2 separate regions of the Homo sapiens genome follow, and region 2 is linked to region 1. Evidence: chromatin contacts called from ENCODE Hi-C or POLR2A ChIA-PET data. All regions are on one chromosome and are shown on one strand. The core of a region is the stretch at or near the end of the contact, and the rest is flanking DNA. Distances in the headings are between cores, read along the strand shown. Region 1 holds the start of CLIP4 (CAP-Gly domain containing linker protein family member 4). Region 2 overlaps ALK (ALK receptor tyrosine kinase).

What was found. A loop is a pair of places that touch in the nucleus more often than their neighbours do. ChIA-PET counts read pairs that join two places held with the same protein, here RNA polymerase II (POLR2A). Pooled maps may share reads with other maps.
Region 2: a loop to region 1 is called in a pooled map, with 3 times the contacts of the local background. The contact joins the enhancer-like site here to the promoter of CLIP4 in region 1. A Hi-C loop is called at or near these places in 2 of 37 single-sample maps with no recorded cell type and 2 of 50 pooled maps. POLR2A ChIA-PET finds 5 or more read pairs at or near these places in 1 of 52 experiments (Panc1).

Annotation. Positions count from the first base shown.
Region 1 is chr2:29,111,225-29,116,753 of GRCh38, forward strand. It overlaps CLIP4 (CAP-Gly domain containing linker protein family member 4), which reads left to right and starts at 4,191. Exons shown (of 16, transcript NM_024692.6): 1 at 4,191-4,441. It overlaps LOC105374386 (a long non-coding RNA gene), which reads right to left and starts at 3,520. Exons shown (of 3, transcript XR_007086265.1): 1 at 3,445-3,520. RefSeq lists silencers at 4,052-4,411, 4,602-4,841.
Region 2 is chr2:29,743,205-29,749,551 of GRCh38, forward strand. All of the region lies in intron 1 of ALK (ALK receptor tyrosine kinase), which reads right to left. Among named protein-coding and RNA genes, the nearest start is that of ALK, 180 kb to the right of the region's middle. Within about 2 kb of position 5,052, at least 3 of the 41 ENCODE cell types and tissues checked have a DNase peak (open chromatin) inside an H3K27ac peak, as active enhancers do.

The DNA.
Region 1 (5,529 bases), core at 2,941-5,440:
CTTTGCCAATATTTGGGATTATCTTTCTGATTTCTGCCATGCTGGTGGGTGAAGCAGTGGTGTGTTGAAAACAGTTCATGAGAGCTGATAAAGCACATTTCTTCCCAACTTCTTGTTCAGTGACCTCAAGCTACACTGGTAGCTGGAAACTGGCAGTGCTCAGAGTATTTGCACCATGGAAATTGGCAAACACTGTACGTTAGGACTTTTCCTTCCCTGGGGAGCGGGTTTTAAAACATAGACCAGCATATTGGTGGCTATGGGGTCACACTCTTTATATTCCCACTCTGATTACAAGTGGGGTTGAGCATCTCTTTAATGCTTGCTTGCCATTCTGGCTTTTCCTTCTGTGAATTGTCTATTCTTATACTTTTCTCATTTTTATATTGGCCTTTAAAATATTTTATATTGACTTCCTTTTGATTTGTGAAAAGTTCCTCATGCATTTCAGATATTAATCCCTAGTTGCTTTTGAACATAGCACATGTTTTCTTCCAATTTGTCAGCCATCTGTTAATTTTTTCTATGGTATTCTTAACTGAACAGAACCCTTAATTGTGATGCAGTCAAGTCATACAATTTTTTTTTGCTTCAAGGATTGTGCTTTTGCAAACCTGTTTTATGAAGTAAATTCCTAACCCACATTATAGAGATAGTCTCCTGCATTTTCTTTTGTATCATATGTAGGTCTGCCATTTATCTGGAGTTCACCTTTGTATATGGCAGAACATGGGGCTCTCAACTTTATTTTTCCTTGATAAATTAAAGCCAGTTTCCCGAATGCCGTCTTCTAAATAATTTATATTTTTCTCATTGATCTGTGGTACCACCTTTGTGTAAATGGAGGTAGCATTTATACGTGGGTCTGCTCCTGAGTTCTTCATTCTGTTTCCTATTTGCTCTATGTGTTCCTATACCAGTACCATAATATTTTTATTACTATGTGGCAATGACATAATATCTGGCATGGCAGGTCTGCTCTGGTTTTTATAATTGACTTAACTGTTTAAAATTTATTTCTCCTTATATATTTTGTAAGTTTGTTGAGTTCCCTAAAAATTTAGTTTCTGCTGGAATTTTGGTTGCCATAACATTTACTTTGGAGACTAAATGGATACTTTTACAATGTAAAGTCATCCTATCCATGCTGTATCTCTCCACTTATTCAATATTTTATGTCCTTAAATAGAGTTTTAAAATTTTCTCCTTAAAGTTTTTGCAAGTTGTTGGGTTAATTCCTGGATATTATGCTTTAGAGTTTGTTAAACTTTATTGTTATTGTGAATGGTTTCTTATTGTCTGTTACATTTCCCAGTTGCTTACTGCTGATGTAGACAAAACTATTGATTTTTAGAAACTGATCTTGTACTTGGCAACCTTGCTGAGCTAACATTACTTCTAATACTTTGTTGATTCTGTTGGGCTTTTTATGCTGATGATCACACCTGTAAACATCACAGACAGGAAGATATTAGGGGCTCTGCCCAGTGCTCTGATCTTTTGCATTTAAGCACTTCTGCTAGTTGAACTCCAATCTGGTGCCCCAATTCTGACAGTTGGGTGTCTCTCATGGTCCTAAGGGCCTAGGCCCCCTATACACTCACAAATTAGAAACTGATGATATTCCATCCCATATCCAGTCCATGTAAAAGCAGTGACCTTGTCTTCTTTTGCTATTTCCTCTAACCCTTTTATCATGGTCGGGGTCCTGAGAGCTGCTGACAGATCTTCCTGCTGCCGAGTGTCTGAATTCCTGAATGCTGCTCTATGCAGCCATTCTGGGTCTTTAATGCCCCCAAAGACAGCCTGTGTAGGTTAGCAAAGTAGTGAATCAACATAGGCCTTCAGATCAGACAGACTTAGGTTTGAATCTTATTTCTGCCCCTGGCTACATGGAGCAAGTCACGCAGCCTCCCAGAGTCTGCTTCTTCATTTGTAAAGTGAAGACAAGATTTCCATAGGTCAAGTGCCTTACAGTGGTCAGTGAGTAATGCCCTTTCTCCACACTGTGATGTTGACCAGTAAGTTGATCACCTCCTGACGCTGTGGATTATTGCTATACTTTTCAGGAACTTTGTGTCTCCAGATAGAATTGAATCTCAGCAGCTACAGTTGGTCCACATCCCCATGTGCCTTCCCACCCCAATGAATAGTTCAAGTTCCAAGTTCTGGCCACATATCATTGTCCAGTCTCACTCTGGTTAACTGGGCAATACCTGGTTCTAAAGCTTGTATGTCACGAGGTATTCTAGGAAGCATGACTCCAACGAGCACTTGCATTCTTGATGATGGTATAAAGAAGTAACGTCAGATTTTTGAACAAAGGCAACTAAGTGAGTGGGAGACTCTGGTGGCTTGGTATCCTGGGAATTTGCCTATGTATCATACAGTGTTTGGGTGTAGCAGATAAAGCCAGTGGCCTGGCTGGTTCTAACAGAGATCTTTATTATAACTAAGAACAACTGAGCTAGCCATGCCTTGTCACCTACTAATAGTGGTATTTCAGATGGATAATTTAAATCAGCAATAAAAGTGAACTGTATACGTTTGGAAACTTCACCAATAGCTACTCTGTTACACACAGATCTTTATGACTTTCTGTGGTTCAATGACAATTGGCCTCATTTATAGGTGCTTGAAGCCAACCAAGGGCAGATTGCCTTCCTTCTTTTAACCAGCTAAAGAGATGGGTGGGTCAGACAAGAAGAGGGTATGATGAAAGCAGGGAAAGGGAGGTGGACTCTTCAGAGGGAGGAGGAAGTATCCGTGTCACATTATCTCTGAGAGCACTCGCAGATGCTGAGCCTGCAGAGACAGAGAAACTGGCAGCTGACCAGGGTCAGGGATGGTCATGTATTCAAATATTGTGGGTTTTAGTCAAGTGTGCTCCACCCGATTCAACAATGTGATGTGACTGCTCCTAGCAACTATTTTGATATGGTGAATGTTGTTAAGCATAGGACCTAAGAAGAGGTGGCAGTCTCTTTCCTCTCCGCACTTGGCAGGCCACCCACTCATTCCTGATAATCACATTTAAGAGAGCTCTGGACAAGCTGGAATGCATCCAAGAGAATCCCTCAACATGCTGGTGAGTGGGATTGTGACCAGGTCATATCAGGAGTAGCCTAAGGGACAGGTAATGTGTGTCTTGGATGAATTGGAGTCAGACTTAAGAGTCCCCAGGGCAGAAACAAAATCCAGTGAGGGAGAGATGCAGGGAGCTGGATTTTAGCTCCTAAGGTAGAAAATTTCCAAAAGGCTGATCAAAGATTAAATGGCTGCCTTAAAAGGTAATGAGTTCCTTGTTAGTGGAGGTGTTCAACCACTGCTTGGTGGGAAGACACTGTAAGGAGGATTCAGGCAAGTGGGAAGGGGGCTTTTTCCAGTCCCTGAAATCAATGATTCTAACAGGAAAAGATGCTCCGGGGTGCGGTGAGCGCTTACCTCTGCTCTTGCAGAGACACTGACAGACGTTCATTCAACATCTGTTCCTGCCAGGCACTGTGCGCGCTGAACACAGAAGTACAGCCTCTATGAAGCAGCCGCTGTAGGCCTCAGAGACAGCTGATAGATGTAACACTGTTGTCTCCATGTTTCAAACTTCGGTCATGGTCTTACTAGGTCTCCTCATTAAGGGGACTCACTATGTGTCCAGTAACGCTTTCTTGTTACCAGATGACAGAGAGTCAGGCTGTCAGAGTTCACGACTTTAGGTGCACAGTTTCACCCTGTCTGGTCCTTGGGAGACGGAGAAGGGGTCAGGAGAAAACGTGGGTGAAGAGGCAGCAAAGCCGCAGGAGATATGAACTAATTGCTCAACGTGGGTGTAGCACGGATTAGGCCTTTTACAGCAAGCGCTGCCAGCAGGGAACTGGTGGATGTACTCTTGACCACGCTCGGCTGGACTCTGGGGAGCCCAAGACGGGTAAGACTAGGTCCCCGGCCCCAGCAGCTGGTGGGGGCGCCGCAGGTTAGAGACGTGAGGCCGCGAGGCTGAGGGCTGTGAAGGCGGTGGGCACGCACGGCGTGCCGGGGCCGCCTGGCTTCGCGGCGGGGGAGGTAACACTGCGACACCCCGCAGACGCTGTCAGCCGGGGTCGCGGCCCCGCGTGCGCCCGATCATCTGACTGCTGGGGAGTGCGGGGGCGCGGGAGCCAGGCGAGCCAGCGCAGGCGCGCGCTGCCTCCTCCGTCCCCACCGAGTCCCCAGCGCGTGCGCGGGGCCGTGGCCGAGGCCTGCGCGCCGCCCGGCCGCCTGCACTGCGCGCGCGCCCACCCCGCGTGGGAGGCAGCGGGAGGGGCCCGGAGAGGTGTGGAGCGGCGCGGCGGGAGGCTCCGTGGGCGGCCACGGGAGACAGCGCCGGCGGGAGCGCGCCTCTCGGCCTTTCCTCCGCGCCCCCGCGTCCCCAGCCGGCCGCTCCGAGAGGACCCGGAGGAGGCAGGTGGGCCGGGGGCGCGCGGGGCCCCCCCGGGCCGCGGGCTGGCCGGCGGCGGGGTTGGGGCCGGGGTGGGCGGCCCTGGGGGCCCGCGGGGAGGTCAGTGGCCCCGGGAGGGTCGCGCAGAGGCGCTGGGGGCTGTGGAAGCCCCGCGGCCGCCTCCCGTGGGCACCGGTGTCGCTGGCCGCGGGGAGGCCTTCTCGGGGCGGAGCGGCCCACCCGGCGGGGATGGGGACTCCTCGTGGCGGCCGCTGACGGACGGCCCAACTTTAGGTTGAGGGGCGCGGGGTGTGCGGGACCCGGCGGCGGAGCTGGGCTCTGGGCCACGACCGCCAGCCGCGGCTGCCCCGAGAGTCCCCGCACGCGCAGTGGCTTTCCAACGCGGCCTCTTCCCATTTCTCACTTGACTCCCCTTGCGCATTAAATTGTCGAGAAACCTTTGGCCAGTGGGTCTTCAAAGCTAAACCAAATGGCTGTCCTTGCAGTCCTTGGCTACCTGAGATCCCTTAATTCTGAACCATCCGCACCTGGGAGGGGAAGTTGAAAGGAGCGCTGGAGCTGAGCCCGCATCCTTAAGGATCCCATTCACTGCTTATGATGGTAGAGCTTTGAATTAGATGTCAGGCTGTTCACGTCATCCAGACTCTGGTTTTCAGCTCTGTGCTGAGACAGTGTTTTGATACGTATCAGAGGATGATGTTCCTATGGGACAATAACTTGCTGTATGTTCTGAGATACTAGACTGCGTTCATATTGTAGCACCATCATCGTATAAAACGGGCGCCTTTGAAAGGTTTCAGTAAACACCTTCCTCAGGAACATCCGCCAGCACTTAAATTGTACTTCACTTTCACTTTGACGTTTGTTGTTTGTGAATCTTGTGCACAATTTAAAGTGAGTCGTCTAAACAGCACAGGATCACGTGGTGCGGGGCATTGAGCAACTGGGGAGGAAAGCAGAGACTTGAACCTGCTGGAGTCTAGTTGGTCTGCGTTTTTATGTTGGAGAACCATCCTGGTTCCAGCTTATTTTGCTTTCGTAAATATGATGCATTTTTTAAATGCTTTCATTTGATACGGTCTATCTGGACTGTA
Region 2 (6,347 bases), core at 3,802-6,301, 630 kb after region 1:
GAGATTTCTAAAGCTTCTACAATTTTTCATTTCTTCTTCCCGCCAAAGCTTACCCAGAAGTTTCCCTTAATGAGAATTTCCTCTGTTTCATTTAGAGTATGATGTTCGACTTGGAAACCTGGAAGCCAGCCCTTTTCAGACTGGCCTTTGCTCATCAGGGAAGTCTCCCATACCACAGTCAGTTATGTACATAAGACAGAGTAGTACTCACCTTGGTGGTATAAAATTAAAGACTAAATGAAGGAAGCAACAGACTTCAAAAGAAAAGCTATCCCCTCCACAAAGGAAGGAGATGAGAACAAGAATCCATGGAACAGCCCGGATCACTTTCCTTTTGTCATTAGTGAGCCCCTGAGGACGGATTCCTGTTTGACGTGGAGCCTGTACTTTTGACAAAGTCCCTGAACATGACCCTTAAATTGATTTTAAATCCCTCTTCAGAAGAAACTGAAATGATAAAACACACAGCATCTTTTAAAGACCATCTGCCAGAAACCACCCAACAGATGGGGGCTTAAAACTCTGTTAGCCTGAGGCCTGCCAGTCTTTGTTTAAACTTTAAGAGAACTGCAGGTGTTAAATGGGCCCCAGGTTTGCAGGCTTCTTTAGGGCACAGGTTCTAATGAGGATTCTATGAGAATTGCTAGACAATTGGATCAGGACAGGCCTGCAAGGCTCCAACCAAGCCCATTTTATGGTTCACATGGAGGTCTCGAGATACATAAAATCTCCCTCTGAAATAAAAAAAAAAATGCTTAGACCATGTTTTTTTTTTCTTTAATTGAAAAGTTGCAAAGAAGGCTCTCAGAGAACATTGGGTTTCCATGCCACTGCATGCAAAACTTAGGCCTACAATGCAAAATACCTAAATCTTGCAACTTTTCCTATTTTCATATTAGTTTCCTACATGACCTTGGGACTAGCAGATGCCTTAGGGAGTATTTAATCCAAACTCACCACACACAGGAGGAAACTGAGGCCCCACAGGAGGAGCTACTTGCCTAAGACTTTGCAGGATGTTAGTGGAAGAAATAAGATCCCACTATGGTACAGTGTCCTTCCTAATATCTCTGCTACTCTGGGTCTACAGTGGTGGGAGAGACACTATGGCAGGGGGTGGGTTGGAGAAAGACAAAGAAGTGTGCTATTCTAGTTATCTGTTGCTGTGTAGCAAACAACCCCAATACTTAGGGCTTAAAACAATGACAGCATTTATTTTGCTCACAAATCTTCAGCTTGGGCAAGGCTTGGTTGGGGCAGCTTGTCTCTGGTCAACTCTAGCTCGCTTGGGTCATTCAAAGGCTGGGGGCTGGAATCATCTGAAGGCTCATTCACTCACATATCTGGTGGGTGATTCTGACTTTTTTTTAATTAACTGACTTTTCTGGGAAATTATTTTATTGATTGATTGATTGAGACAGAGTCTCTCTCTGTCACCCAGGCCAGAGTGCAGTGTTTCAATCACAGCTCATGGCAGCCTCGACCTTCTGAGCTGATGCTGACTCTTGGCTGGGATCTCACCTGGGGCTTTAGCCGGAACATCATCTGTAAGAGGCCTTTCCATGTGGCCACTTGGCTTTTTTACAACACGGTTTCAAGATGGGGGGTACCGAGAGAGAGAGCAGATGGAAGCTGTATTAGCTTTTCCAACGCAACCTCAGAACTCATCCAGTGTCACTTCCACTGCATTCTACTCATCAGGCATGAGTGACCCAGGCAAGTCCATTTTCAAGGAGAAGGGAATTCGACTCTATTTTTGAATGGAAGGGGTGTCAAAGAATTTGTGGACCTGTTTTAAAGCCACCACGTATGCCAAAGATGTCTTTTTCTACCACATGGGTTAGAAAGTGAGGAATCGATTTTCACTGTTTTAAATACACAGCCCCACAGGAAAGTGTGCTTTACTCTGTGCCTACCATATACTAGGCACTAGACTGAATGGTTTGTATGGCTATTTCATTTCAGTTTCAATCCTGACAACAGCAGTCACACTCACATTTTACCGAAGAAGAAACTGAGACTCAGAGATCATCTAATTTGCCTAAACTCACTGAATTAGGAAGTGGTTGAGGTAGATTTTATCCCAGATCTGGACTGAAGGCTCACTCTCTTTTCATAACTTCCTGCAACTTCCTGCCAGCTTCCACTGAGGTGGGAAACTGTATCCCTGCTGGTACAACACCCCTGAAAATGCTGGGCTCTAGAGAAGTTTGATATAAATGAACCCTCCACCATATATAATAAAATGAGCAAAACCTTCCCTCCCAGTTGCTGGCAAGGTCTACTTCTTGTACAGATGAGAAGAAAGCTGGGGCTCTCAATTTGTTTGGAGTACTCCTGGTGAAATCGTGTCTACCTTATGCACTAATGAAAGGATCAGTGGTTCTTTGCCTGACACAATCTTTTTCATCCTTTGGACCCAGCTTAAATGTCACCTGCTCAAAAAGTCCTTCTCAGATTATCCTATCAAAGTAGGTCCCCGCTTAGCAGCATGTCCCATCACTGCCCATGGTTTGCCTCCTTCCTGGCATGTATCCCAACCAATAATTACACACGGGCTTAGTCACTTGCTTATTGTCTGACTGCTACCATAGTGCCTGGCAGAGAGTAGGTGCTAAATAAATATTTGTTGGATGGACAAATGACTGAATGAGGGAATGATCCTAGACTGTAAAAACCCTGAGATCTGTAGAGCTTCTACTTTTTACCTCAGAATGCTAGGACCACAGGTCCACACTCTCAAGCCCCACTATGGAAAAATCAGGTATAATAATAGCAATCTTAATGAGGCACTTAAGTATAAATCAGGTACTTTTCCATCCCCTTATGATTATTATCTCACTGTTCCTTACAACAACCCTGTGACATAGGTATTACAATTATTCCCACTTTACAGATGAGGAAACTGAGGTTCAGAGAAGATACGTAACTTGCCCTAAGCTAACACCACTAGAAAGAAGCAAAACTAAAGGTTCTTACTGAGATCTGTTTGACTCCACAGCCTGCTCTATCGGCTATTAGGCAATACTGCCAACTATGGGTTTCTTTAAAGTTTTGATTAAAAAAAATTAAAATGTAGCTAGAGATCAGTTTTAAACAATTAATTTTTATGGAAAATGACAATTGCTTACTTGACTCTCTGACAACACATTACTAACACAAAGGACTGTTTGGACTAGGTCCATGCATGCTGGTGACAGGTACCCAAATTATAGGATCAGCATTTGTGAGCCTCTTGAATCTTCAGAATACAAATAGGGAATGGTGCAACAAAGTTTGGCTTTGCTTGAACTCTTTAAATAAGAGGGTGACTTGATCTAAATTATTCTAAGTTCTCAGTTTTCTACCCAGGCATAGGGTTTAATGTAGCACGTGGCTCTCATGCCACCTCCAGCATTTCCCTTAGTTGTGGGTTGTGATATGGTTTAGGTAACTTAGAGAAAGGTTAATGAGAAACCTGACATTTTCTGGGATTCACTGAAACTCTAGGTCCTTAGTCCAGTTTGGGGAGGAAAGTGCCTGTAATTTTTCTTAGGTGCTACCTTTGAGATATCTGTTACATTCTAACTTTCATGTTTTCTATCAGTCCATTGTGTTTGAACCATATGCCTAGTGTCTTTTCACCTGGGAGAGAAAATTAGAAAGGCAAATGCAAGCCATTCTACTCATAATGTTTGTGCAGAAACATGACGAAATAAGCCATGAGGATGTTATGCTAAAAGAAACCACAGTCCCTGAGATGAATCTCACACAGCCCTCTATTCCTCACAGAATCTCAAGGTTGGAAAGTACTGTAGGAAGCCACCAAGTCCAGGTCCCTTCTCAAAGCCCTTGGCAATGACATCTGACCTTTCCTTCACTAGTTCCAAGTGTGTGTGTTTGTTGAGTGGGGGAGGTCACTCTATTTCATGAGTGGCCAGTGCTGACTGATGGAAAAGCCCTCCTCAATTAAAACTCCAGCTTGACCTCTCTCAAACTGTCCTATGGAAAACTAGAGGGAAAACAGCCCATTTCTTCTCCTCTAATCAGGGCTTTATTCACAACAATATGTTCCAACTAGTCTGAAAGTTTACAAACTTATCTTTGAAACAGGTGCTCTTAAGAAAGATCATTTTCATATTCAAATCTAAAAACAAATTTCAGAAACAATTGTCTACAGGTAGGAGACATTAAAAAATAATTGTTTAATGAATGAATGAATGAGTTTACTCACACCAATAAAAATGGAAGTTTCCTTTACTATTGAGTTACCATCAGGATACATCGGTTTTGGAGTGACAGGAGGAGAGCATCTCTTGGACCTCAGAGAGGGGCTGATGTCTCTGTCTCCCTTCCCACCCCATCCTGGGAGACAGGTAGAAGCATCAGTTTACATTTTTATCCCCTCAATGTCCAGCACAGGACCTAGCACAGAGTGAATGCTCAATAAATACTCCAAAGAATTTCCAGTAATGGAAAGAGCCCCAGAGACCATTTGGCCCAATCATTTTCCTCCCAGAAATATAAAAGAGAAACAAGTCAGTAATTTCTTGTGGGTTCCTAGAAAGCCCCTCCCCCACCACCAAATCCAATACCTTTTCATCTGCTTTTGATGCCTAAAGTTCCTTTGATGGAAGTCTAGAGCCTGTCATGGCACACATTGTCAAGCTTTCCCTTCTAAAGTGGCAAGGTCCAAAGGAAAGATAAATTAACCTCAACTCACACTAAGGTATAAAGGACAGTGGGCAGACCTTTCTGGAAAGCTACATAAAACTAACTAGCAACGAAAGAATGAGTCATGTGAATCCTAAATCTCTGCTTCTCTGAGCTAGGTATCATCTAAGCTGATGAGATTGCCTACCTGTCTCCTCTGGGAAAACAAAAAAGCAGTTTGGAAGGGCGGTCAAGTGGACTTCCCTTCTTAAAGGGGTTGCAAGACCCACAACAAGAGATCCACATGGTGCCTTTGATGTGACACTCGTTAGGTGTGGATCAGCTCTCCAGTGCTTTGCAAAGACATCTGTTACCCTGTTAATCACATCCTGGACAAGCTCCAGGATGTCTGAGTCAGGACCCATGGGACACTAGTACTTTTTTAAGAGCCCTTGGTCTACCCTAGAATGACACTTTCTACTCAAGGGTGTGTTGACTAAACTATGAATCAGCAGCCCACACATAGCAAGTGCTCTAAGCATATGGCCCTTGGCAATGCTTCTCAAATGTTAATGTGTGTATGAATCACCTGGTGATCATATTGGAAATGCAGGTTCTGATTAAGTGTCTGGGGTGGAGCCTAAAATTCTGCATCTCTAACAAGCTCCCAGGTGATGAACATGCCGCTGGTCAAACACTATACATTGAATAGGAAGGTTATTTCTAAAATTCACTGGGTGAAAGAAGCCCGTGGGAAGCATGTTGAACAGACACAATCCCAGGTCACCAACCTCAAAGGTTTTGATTCAGAAAAACTGAAATGGGACCATAGTGTATACATATTTAATAGGTATCCCTCAGTGATTCAGAAGAAGGCGCTTAGTCGATGGTACTTTAAGAGATACTAACATATCACTTTTTTTTTTTGAATCACAGTCTCACTCTGTCACCCAGGCTGGAATGCAGTGGCACGATCAAGGCTCACTGCAACCTCTGCCTCCTGGGTTCAAGCGATTCTCGTGCCTCAGCCTCCCAAGTAGTTGGGATTACAGTCGCGAGCCATTACTCCTGGCTAATTTTTGTATTTTTAGTAGAGATGGGGTTTTGCCATGTTGGCCAGCTGGTCTTGAACCCCTGACCTCAAGTGATCCACCTGCCTTGGCCTCCCAAAGTAAGAGATACTAACATATCTCTTGAATGATCATACTGAAGGTGTGTCCTCTGGCCTGTTACAGAAGAGAAATACCTGACATCCACGCCTCCTGACCACTTAGGACAGTGACTGTCAAACTCCAAGGCACATCAAAGTCACCTGGAGGGCTTATTAAAGCTCAAAGAGCTGCCCTCAGTCCCCAGGGTTTCTGATTCAGTAGGTCTGGGGTGGAGCCCAAGAATTCACATTGCTAACCAGTTTTCCAGGAAATGCTAACATTGGTGGTTTGGAGGTCATGCTCTGAGAACCTGTGATATAGATGAAAGGTAACCTTTTAAAAATCACCAGAGGAGCTTTTCAACCCACACTCATTATGAAATGCTTGGGGACACCAACCTATGTCTTTTACAAACAGCACTTCAGTTGCTAAGCACCCACTCAGAGAACAAATACTCCAAAGGAAAGGCCCCTTAATCCTGAATAGATAATAGTTTTAAATAAATATTCTTAGGACCCCAGAGAGACATGTGGGACTGCTGACCAACTAGACCCAGGGGTCTCA